Linked DNA regions of Homo sapiens: region 1 is linked to region 2. The links are chromatin loops, found by intact Hi-C in ENCODE. Cell type or tissue: endothelial cell of umbilical vein. All regions are shown on one strand. Links, peaks and the distances in the headings refer to the core of each region. The heading gives the core; the rest is flanking DNA. Region 1 overlaps FADS2 (fatty acid desaturase 2). Region 2 holds the start of FADS3 (fatty acid desaturase 3).

The links. Peaks named below come from ENCODE experiments on the same cell type or tissue, not always from the same donor. Only the 100,000 strongest peaks of a DNase experiment are listed, where the experiment ranks them.
Region 1: a loop joins it to region 2, with 4 times the contacts of the local background. A loop is called at or near these places in 10 of 110 quality-filtered maps.

Annotation. Positions count from the first base shown.
Region 1 is chr11:61,831,726-61,836,949 of GRCh38, reverse strand. All of the region lies in intron 1 of FADS2 (fatty acid desaturase 2), which reads right to left. Among named protein-coding and RNA genes, the nearest start is that of FADS2, 6.0 kb to the right of the region's middle. RefSeq lists enhancers at 972-1,839, 2,099-2,393, 2,145-2,504, 2,615-2,664, 1,840-2,707 and 1 more, a silencer at 1,905-1,964 and a cis regulatory region at 2,022-2,356. In endothelial cell of umbilical vein, for the core only: no CTCF peak of the experiment used is centred there; a DNase peak (open chromatin) is centred at 2,229; H3K27ac peaks cover 3,070 bases.
Region 2 is chr11:61,889,105-61,894,574 of GRCh38, reverse strand. FADS3 (fatty acid desaturase 3) reads left to right here and starts at 3,030. Exons shown (of 12, transcript NM_021727.5): 1 at 3,030-3,406. The coding sequence starts at 3,194. RefSeq lists silencers at 2,322-3,131, 3,232-3,361 and enhancers at 3,562-3,731, 3,321-4,009, 4,010-4,699. In endothelial cell of umbilical vein, for the core only: no CTCF peak of the experiment used is centred there; DNase peaks (open chromatin) are centred at 364, 2,764 and 3,904; H3K4me3 peaks cover 2,096 bases; H3K27ac peaks cover 1,715 bases.

The DNA.
Region 1 (5,224 bases), core at 225-5,224, 58 kb after region 2:
TATCTCATAAAAAATCTAGTATTTCTATTAGAGATGAGCCAGCACCAGGCTCCCCTGAGGGGATGCAATAGAATGTCCCAGTGGTGAACACTGTGTAATCTGCATCAAATCAAGCTTCCAGACATTGGTAGGATTGGCAAACCAGTCAAACTCCACCATGAGAAACAATCAGAAAAATCAATATAGCTGGGGAAAAACATACAAGTTTGTGGAAAAAACAAAAGTACGGAAGCATGGTCTAGATTAAAAGAGACTAAAATGATATAAAAACTGCAACTCTTGACTGGTCGCAGGGGCTCATGCCTGTAATCCCAGCACTTTGGGAGGCAGAGGCAGGAGGATCACTTGAGGCCAGGAGTTCAAGACCAGCCTGAGTAACATAGCAAGACCCCTGTCTCTACTAAGAATAAACAAAATTAGCCAGGCATGGTGGCCTGCACCAATAACTCCAGTTACTCGGGAGGCTGAGGCAGGAAGATACAATAAGCAATGATGGTGCCACTGCACTCCAGCCTGGGCAAGAGAGTGAGACCCTGTCTCAAAAAACAAACAGGCCGGGCACAGTGGCTCATGCCTGTAATCCCAGCACTTTGGGAAGCCGAGGCAGGGCGATCACCTGAAGTTAGGAGTTTGAGATCGGCCTGGGCAACATGGTGAAATCCCACCTCTACTGAAAATACAAAAATTAGCCAGGTGTAGCGGCGCACGCCTGTAATCCCAGCTGCTCAGGAGGCTGAGGCATGAGAATCCTTTGAAACCAGGAGGTGGAGGTTGCAGTGAGCCAAGATTGCACCACTGCACTCCAGCCTGGGCGACAGAGTGAGACTTTGACTCAAAAAACAAACAAACAAACAAACAAAACAACATCCTGCAATTCTTTAATGTGACAGGCTCTCACTTGAAGGAAAAAAGAAGTTATACCAGGTTTTTCGGGAGTTGAATGAGAAAAAATGAATATGGACCAGATATTTGATCATATCAAGGAATTACTATTAATTTTCTTAAATGTGACAAAGGTACTGTGATGATGTTAGAGCATCTCTTCCTTTTTTCTCCGGAAATGTTGAAGACCTTAGGGATGTGATCACACAATGACGCAGCTTATTTTCAAAAGGCAACTGCACACATATAAAGAGGAAAAACGCAAATGTGGCAAAATGTTAAGACTAGTGAATCTTGGTTGAGGATACACAGGTGTTTGCTTGTTCCTTCAACATTTAAGGATGTTGGGAAAATTTCAAAATTAAAAAGAAGAGGGGGCCGGGTGCGGTAATCCCAGCACTTTGGGAGGCCGAGGCGGCGGATTGCCTGAGGCCAGAAGTTTGAGATCAGACTGGCCAACATGGTGAAACCCCGTCTCTACTAAAAATACAAAAAAAAAAAAAAAAATTAGCCAGGTGTGGTGGCACACGCCCGTAATCCCAGCTACTTGGGAGGTTGAGGCAGGGAATTGCTTTAGCCAGGGAGGTGGAAGGTTGCAGTGAGCTGAGATCGTGCCACTGCATTCCAGCCTGGCGACAGAGCGAGACTCCATCTCAAAAAAAAAAAAAAAGGGTCGGGGGAAGGTGGAGAAAGTGCTAACCACTCCTGGAAATCTTTTCAGCCCCACACGTAAGGATCTCCCAAGGGTAACTGCCAGTCTCCCATCATCTCCTTACTGCATTGCTGGCATCAAGTCCTTTGCTTGGTCTTTGTTCTATTTGTGTCTAGAACAGACTGACAAAGCAACACTTCGTGCAGGAGAAAACTGGGCCCACGGTTTCTTAAAAAATGCCTGTGACCCACTAGCCGAGCCGAAAAGGGATGGTAGCAGAGGATCAGGTCAAGAGTATTTTCAGGGAAAAGAGACGTGCTATTCCAGGGCCCTGGGGAGGCAGGGAGAAGTCCCTGGGGAGGCAGGGAGAAGTCCCTGGGGAGGCAGGGAGGAGGCCCTGGGGGCAGGCAGGGAGGAGGGCTGGGGTGGGGGGGCAGGCAGGGAGGAGGCCCAGGGTGCGGGCAGGGAGGAGCCCAGGGTTGCAGTGGTGACCAGCTTTGCTGGCTCTGGGTGGGGTGATCAGTCCCCACCAGAGCCTCAGCCGCCTATGCAAAATGAGCAAGGCCCTGGGAGAGGCCCGGAGGAGCTGCCAAAGTCAGGGCCCAGGGCTGGGCCTGAAAAAGCCCCTTCATTGGTCCTCCTCACATCACACCACGGCCTTTGAGAAATGAACAGGAAGTCCCTGGTAAGGCAGTTTCCTGAGAAGCAGCTGCAGTGGCTGATAACTAATGGATTCCTCTTGTCTCATTGAAAGGCAAGACTCAATGGCTTGCAAATAGACTCATCTCCACTCCTGCTGCCTCCCCAACACCCGAACCCTGCAGTCGAGGTTCCAACTCCAAGGGAGCAGACAGATGACGAGCCCTGCCTTGACCTTGGTTGCTGCTCAGCCATTTCCAGAGGGCTCTCGGGCAGCCTCACCTCCCTGAGCCCAGGGGTAATGGGCATGCGCCAGGCAGGGAGCCAGGAGTGTTGCTCATGTTACTCCCTTAGGCCTCAAGCCCCAACTTCTGAGGTGAAGATGCAGGAGCTCAGGAAGCAAAGTCCTGGGCTCCAGGTGGCAGAGCCAGGATCAAATCCAGGTCCATCTGCCTCTAAGGACTCTTTTCTCACGTGCCACACGCTTCCTGCCGTTTTAGAAAACCGAGCAGTCTGTTGGATCAGCTCCTTGCCCATGGTCAGTGTGGCAGCTTTCCGAGCAGGCCTGGTGCGGACCGCCCTTGAACATACCACGCTCCTTTCCACACCAGGGCTGCCTCCATTCGGGACTCAGCCTCAACATCACCTCCAAGAGGCTTTTCCCAACATCACATCCAAAAGAGCTCTCCCAGCCCTGGGCCTTCCCTGGGTCATTGCCCTGTTAGATCTTCATAGCAGTCATCAAGGTTCGTCATCAGACTGCGTGACGTACCCACTTGTTTATGGCCTGCGTCCCCCGCTGGAGCATAAACCCCAGTTGGGAAGGCCTGCACCTGTCTTGTTCGCTGCAATAAACACAGTGCCTGTAACGGGGCCTAATAAGATGGCTCACGAGGGAATAAATGGACCCAGGACCCCACAGCTGCACACACTCTGATCTCATACTTTCCCACTGTGCAGTCATGACCAGACACTTGTCCTCTTCCGCGTTTCACACAACTTGGCTTCTGCCTCTGGAACACCAAAAGCCTTCTCCGGCATCCCCACGCTGGTGGTTGCTACAGCTGCCACCTGCTGAGGTGACGCAGGCGAGCCACGGGGCCATGGGAGTGGCTTGCATACATCAGCCAGGCATCTTTACCAAACTTCGTGAGGCAGGTCCTTTTTTAGAGATAAGAAATCAGGCGTAGGTTGGCAGAGCCACCTGCCCACTATCACACTCGGGAATGAGCTGAGTAGAGTTTGAGTCACATGTGGCTACCTTGAGCATTGCCCGCTGTTCATACAAAGGCTTCCCTCAACATGAGTGTCCTCCTCCCTGAGAGTTGATTATATTTTGTGTCTCTCCCTTCACATTGCCATAAATGTGTCTCAAACGCTGGCAGAAGGTTTCCAGCACCTGCCGGGTTACAGAAATATCTGGCAGGTATAAGGCAGACCAGGATTCAAGGCAAGGGAGGGCCAACCCAAACTTTGTCTTTGGACCAAGAATTGGAACCAGGCTCTATCCTAGTGTAACGGGAGAGAAGCCAGAGACTTTCCAGGAAGAGGACCCGGGACATGGGGAAGAGAAAGGATTGGTAAACAGGTGGAGAAAGCAGAGATGCACCCGCCTCGGCAGGGCAGGTGTGTGAGGTGGGGAGGTCAGAACACCCTGATTCTGAAGCGCTTGTCACACTTCGCTCTTTGCCAGTTCCTGCTTCTGCCATCACCCAGGTCTGATGCCAGTCAACTTCTCCACAGGGACATTTTCCCTGCCCCTGCCCCACTCTGGGTACAACTCACAGTTGCTCGCCATCCACTGAGCACCTGGTGCCAGGATTTGTTTATGGCCGTGCCCATGTCCTCTGGGGAGCAAGGCTAATCTCTGATCGAATGCTGCACAACTGGGCACTTTGCCTAGGATTTGGGAAGTGCAGCACGGGCAAGCACAGGGCACACAGTGCAGTAGGTGGCAGCCCTGCGGACCAGAACTTTATGGAACAAGTGATCTAAGAGTGTGGAGATGCACAGGAGGGATCCTCGCATTCTCCAGTGGAAATGAAGAGCAAGACAGGGATGCTGACTTCCTTTCTGCAGCAGAGAGAGGCAGGCAGGGCAGGAAGCCCCTATGCCATGTCCCCTCCAAGGAAAGAAGCAATGGAGGCTGGTGGGGCAGTGCTCTGTGGCCAAAGAGCCCCGCAGTGAGAGCCTCCCCCATAACACAGGGTCCATGCACTACCCTGAGGGCAGAAAGGCAGGGCTGCACAGGAGACAGGCCCCTACAAAGGCAACCTGGGCATGAAGAAATTGATGCCATTCTCCACTTTCATCTCAGAACTGCTTCCTGGGGATGCTGAGGCTACAGCCACAGAAATTGGACAGCTCCCACCCAGATCTCAGCTGGGGAGATGGAGCTGCCCTCCAGGCCTGGGAATTCATAAAGCTGGGGCTGGAACCCAGGTCTCCTGCCTCTAAATACTACAACCCTCCTGCCCCGTGCAAAGGAGGCCAGAGTTCCACTTTCGATCTGTTGCGTTTTCACAAGAATAACATAGGAGCAGGTTGAAAGGTGGAACAAACCTCTGGTCTCTTCTCACCTTCCCTTGATTCTAAGAGGTCACCAATGCAGACCGGGCAGGAACAGTTGCTGAGACAAGGGCTAGGGGTAGGGGGCTGATGTCTAGAGGCAGAGGGTCCAGATCCAAGCCCCAGCTTGAGAGAGAGCAGGGGGAGCACATCCCACAGCTTCAGGTCTCTGTCTGTGAATAATTCATCTCTGTGTCTGGGCCCAGCTCAGAGCCATGGAGACACTCAATTAATGTTTGATGAATTGTCGCTGAAGATGAACAGTTCTGCAGTGGTGGGACTGCTGTGAAAAGAGCAGACACGCTCTTAGGGCGCGGGTGAGGGTTCCTTTTGCCCACAGCAAGGAAAAGGCGAGAGAAGCACCGCAGTACCAAAGGGAAGAGATCAGAGGTAGCAACAGGAAGGGAAGGAAGCTGGGAGGGGAGGACTTGAGGTCAGATTCTGAGTTTAAGTCTGAGCACTGCCACTTAAGCCAGGTTTGAT
Region 2 (5,470 bases), core at 188-5,187:
TTCAAGCCTTTCTCCTGCCTCAGCCTCCTGAGTAGCTGGGATTACAGGCATGCGCCACCATGCCTGGCTAATTTTTGTATTTTTAGTAGAGACAGGGTTTCTCCATGTTGGCCATGATGGTCTCAAACTCCTGATCTCAGGTGATCCGCCCGCCTCAGCCTCCCAAAGTGCTGGGATTACAGGTGTGAGCCACCGCGCCTGGCCTGACCACGTTTTGTTTATCCAGTGTCTGTGGATGGACAGTTGTGCTGCCTCACAATGACCTCTTGGCCATTGTGAATAATGCTGCTAAGAAAATAGATGTACAAATATCTCCTCAAGACTCTGCTTTCGGTTCTTTTGGGTATATGCCCAGAAATGGAATTGCTGAATCATAGGCATTTTAAAGCCATTTTCATACTCTTTTCTATAGTTGGCTATAGCACTTCACATTCTTACCCACAATGCACAAGGGTTCTGCATCATTGCCAACACGTGTGATTTGATTTTTTGAGACCAGGTCTCCCTCTGTAGCCCAGGCTGGAGTACAATGGCATGATCTTGGGGCACTACAACCTCTGCTTCCCAGGCTCAAGCGATCCTCCTACCTCAGCCTCCTAAGTAGCTGGGACTACAGGCGCACGCACCACCATGCCCTGCTAGTTTTTTTTTTTTTTTTTTTGTAGAAATAGGGTTTTGTCATGTTGCCCAGGCTGGTCTCGAACCCCTAGGCTCAAGAGATCCTCCCAAAGTGCTGGGATTACAGGCGTGAACCACCATGCCTGGCATGATTTTTTCATTTATGTATTTATTTATTAAAGACGGGGTTCCTGCTATGTTGCCGAGGCTGGTCTTGAACTCCAGGGCTCAAGCAATCCTCCTGCCTCGGCCTCCCAAAGTGGTGGGATTCCAGGCCTTTTTCTTTTTTATAGGAGCCCTCCTAACAAGTGTGAGACAGTATTTCATTGTGGTTTCATTTGCAGCTCTCTGATGATTAGCAATGCTGAGCACCTTTTCGTGTGTGTGTTGCCCATTTGTGTGCAGCCCCTCTTTCCTGAGGAGCATTCTGAGGAGCTCCGCCTGGCCTCCACAGTGATCCCTTCGAGGAGGACTTGGCCAATAGGGCTGTGATCCCTGCCCTCACTCACGGCTCTTGCATGATTCTGTGGCCCCCCCTTCATCTTCCCCATCTCTTCTGGGGGCAGCTGGGGAAAGTGGAGGTTCTAACCTATCACAACCCCCAACCACCTCACACACAGGGGCTGAGACCAGGCCAGGGCTGGCTCCAAGGAAGAAGCCCCTAGGATGGCCACATCTGACCACTCAGGGCTGCTGAAGGTGGGGCCAGGGCCAGGTCCATGCCTTCAGTGGATTTTGGTGCAGGGGATGCATTCCTTCAAGAATCTGCCTTCTCCATTCCTGTGCTGTGTGAACATGGTACGGGGTAGGGGTGCCTGCAGCCCCCTTGGGCCAGGGCCACCAGCCATGCTCTTGCACCCCCACACACATGTGCCAGGTTGGGGTTCCAGGATATGGTCAGTGGGTGCCTCAGTGGAGAGGGCCCAGGCAGCCCCGGTGCCTGATGACATCATGGGCCTTGCTGGATGTCCTGACAAGCAAAGGCAGGAGCTCCTGGTACCAGGGAGAACTCGCCCCCTCTGCCCTTCTGGGGATACTGGTCCTCTTTAGACCAAGACAAAATATTAGCATATCAGAGAAATATACTTAGGGTTTTCTAAGTGCATTTCCCCAACCAGCCGGTCAGCATCACCTGTGAACTGGCCATGTAAGTCTCTGCCTCCACACCAGACCCACCGAATAACCCTCCTGGGTGGTTCTGATGGAAGCCTTTCAGGTGGTTCTGATGGAAGATTGACGACCAGCGCTCTGGAAGTAACTTTAGCCTGATTTGAATTCCTTGCTGCTGTGAACGCTTAACTTTTAGGAACAGGTATATTTATCACAAAGAAATCCGAAGCAATTAGGGGAGCTACCTACACTTTCAAAAGGACTTGAATGTATTTAAATTAAAAAAAGCGGATGGGGCCCGGGTGCAGTGGCTCATGCCTGTAATCCCAGCATTTTGGGAGGCGGGAGGGTCACTTGAGTCCAGGAGTTCAAGACCAGCCTGGGCAACATGGCAAGACCCATTTCTACAAAAATAAAATAACACCAAAAATTAGCCGGGTATGATGGGGCGCGCCTGTAGTCCCAGCTGGGGACTCCCGAGACTGAGGTGGGGGTATCTCCTGAGCTTAGGATGTTGAGGCTGCAGTGAGCCGACATCATGCCACTACACTGCAGCCTGGGCGACAGAGTGAGACTCCTGTCTCAAAACAAAAAAGAGGGGCGGGGAAGCAGTAACAAGCACAGGTGTCCTCAGCCCATGGATGGCAGCGCCCGCCTCCACGCGCCAGTGCCCTCCTGCTCCCCTACCTCCCCCTTGGCCACCCCTGGGCATCCCCAGCCCTGCAGCGCCGAGGGCGGAGGGGAGGCCACCCGCCCCCAGCAGAGGGCTCCGAGAGAGCTGCAGCGGCGGTGGGGGCCCCGCAGAGATTGGGGCCCATGGTTTGAAGGCTGTTCACAGGCACCCCGAGACAGCGTCCCCCCTCTGGGCGCACTGGATTTGACGTTGCAGGACGCGCGGCTGGAAGCCCCCCAGGCCCCGCTGCTCACAGACCGGGACTCCGCCTCCGGTTCCCGAGGGCGTGGCGAGGCGCTGCGGGACGCCCAACAGGTGCGTGTTGTGTCCCCAGGCCCCGCGCTCCGGGTGGAGTCAAGAACCTGGAAGCCGGCAGCCCGGGAAAAGGGGGCGGGACGGTGCCCCGGGGCAGGGCTGGGTGGCGGCCGCTGTCCTCCCGGGAGGGGCGGGCCGCCTCGACGCCGCCCTCCCTGGCGGCCAATGGAGACCGAGGCCCCGCGCCTGGATTGGAGCGGACGCGGGGGGTCAGCCAGCCTTGGGGGCCGGGGCCTGGCCGGGGGCGGGGGGGCAGGCGAGGCGAGGCGGGCGCCGTCCGCGCGGTTATAAGGCGGGGAGTTCCCTGCGCCGCGAGCCGGGAGGCGCACGCTCGCTCGTACGGCGGCCGCGGCGGCAGGGCGGGGCCGGAGCAGCGGGCGGCGGCGGAGGCGGCGCCCGGGAGCGCTCTTCGCTTCCCTCGGGGTCTTGCTCGGACCTCGGCCACCGCCTGGGATCCCCAGGACTCGTGCGTGCAGCATGGGCGGCGTCGGGGAGCCGGGACCGCGGGAGGGACCCGCGCAGCCGGGGGCGCCGCTGCCCACCTTCTGCTGGGAGCAGATCCGCGCGCACGACCAGCCCGGCGACAAGTGGCTGGTCATCGAGCGCCGCGTCTACGACATCAGCCGCTGGGCACAGCGGCACCCAGGGGGCAGCCGCCTCATCGGCCACCACGGCGCTGAGGACGCCACGGTAAGGAAGCCATAAGGAAGCCACCCACCGGCGGGTGGAGCCTGGAGCTCGGTCGTGGGCGTGATGTCCCGCTCCACCTGTGGGGCCTTAGCATCCTCCCTCCCCTCGCTGACCTTTGACCTCCACGCCGGGACCCAGAGTTGGGGTGGACTAGCCAGGGCCAGATGTGGGGTAGGGAGGGCAGTTCCCTGCGTGGAGGACCCGCAGCTGTCCACGGAGCAGGTCTGCGGGGGAGGAGGGGGCCTCAGAGGTGGGTGTGTCATGCTGCAGAGCCTGCCCTGGGTGAGGGGCTGCCCTGTTGCTCCCAGGTCCCTGTTTCAGTTCTGGGTCCCCATGCTGGGTGCTTGCTGAGTGCTAGGGGTAGGGCAGGGCAGGGTCCCCAGGGGCCGGTAAGGACATGCCATTAGAGGCTGGGGGCTGGGCCGGCCTGAGGTCTGTGGCTTTCCCAAGAGCTTCTGTAAAGGGCTCAGGGACAGTGACTCACCTCTCCGGGCTAGCAGCTGCACGTGGGAGGGCTTTGCCAGCCAGGCTGGGTGGGCCTCTCCTGGAAGCACAGTCACCCCAGGAACAGGCTGGCCCCTGGGGACCCCAACTTCCCAATCCCAGCCCCTGTCTAGACAGGCAGGGATGTAGCCTGGCCCCAGGGTACTGTCTGGCTGGAGTCCAGTGGTGGAGCAGCCCGACCAGCCCCTTTTCCTTAGTTACCCACCTGCATAATAGGGGTTGGGGCCACGATGCCCTGTCCTTGACCCTCCAAATTTCTAGGTTGGCCACACTGGGTATCAGGAAGGTCTTCAAGACCCGAGGACATGAATCCTGAATGCTGGCTTTTTGGGCAGCAGCGGAGGTTCTGTCCAGTCCCAGGACTGTCGGCGTCCCTCTTGACAGGGCCACCTGCTCTCTGCCGATTGCCATCTCCAGCATGTTGGACAATCTTCACTGGACTCTTTGAGGAAGAAAGCCCCTCTTTTCCCCTTCCACCCCATGAAGCTGAGGAGTGAGAATAAGAATCCTCCTGAAATTCTAAAAAAAGAAAAAAAAAAAAAAGAGAACGCCTTGTCCGTGGCTGTTCAGGCGCCAGACGCTGGCCCGAGGGGACAGCACAGCCGTGGGATGAAGCAGCCTGGGGGCAGTATTTGAGCGTGCAGGTGTTTGCATGTCTGGGTGAGTGTGGTGTGTGTGCCTGCCTTTCTGCCAGGGCGTGGCGAGGTGAGGGGCACGGCTTCTCCCCAAAGGCCTTGCTGAGCCCTGGCCTCCCTTCAAGGAGTCTTGTGGATGCCTGCTCTGGTCTTTTTCTAAAAAAGTATCTATTTTATTTATTATTATTTGTTTAAAAATAGAGACAGGGTCTCACTATGTTGCTCGGGCTGGTCTCAAAGTCCTGGGTTCAAGCATTCCTCCTGCCTCAGCCTCCGAAAGTTCTGGGATTACAGGCATGAGCCACCACTCCCGGCCTGCTCTAGTCTTTTGTAACCTAGAGGACAGTATGGATACAGAAAACTTTACTCCCCACCAACCGCCGGAGACAGAGTCTTGCTCTGCCACCCAGACTGGAGTGCAATGGCGCCATCTTGGCTCACTGCAACCTCCGCCTCCCAGGTTCAAGCGATTCTCCTGCCTCAGCCTCCCGAGTAGCTGGGATTACGGGCACGCGCCACCACGCCCAGCATATTGTATTTTTAGTAGAGACGGGGTTTCACCATGTTGGCCAAGCTGGTCTCGAACTCCTGACCTCGTGATCCACCCACCTCGGCCTCCCAAAGCGCTGGGATTACAGGCGTGAGCCACCACGCCCGGCTGGGATACAGAAAGCTTTTATTTCATCACTGTTTCCTGCCTGGTGCCAGGCCCATGCTGGGGTTCCTCCCAAGTGGAATTACTGACTTAACATTTAGCTTGGGATCCTGAGACTTCCATCACACAGTTTTCTCATTGATTCGCAGCCAATAATATCTGTTTTAAAAACATCTCAGGCCGAGCGCTGTGGCTCACACCTGTAATCCCAGCACTTTGGGAGGCTGAGGTGGGCAGATCACCTGAGGTCGGGAGTTTGAGACCAGCCTG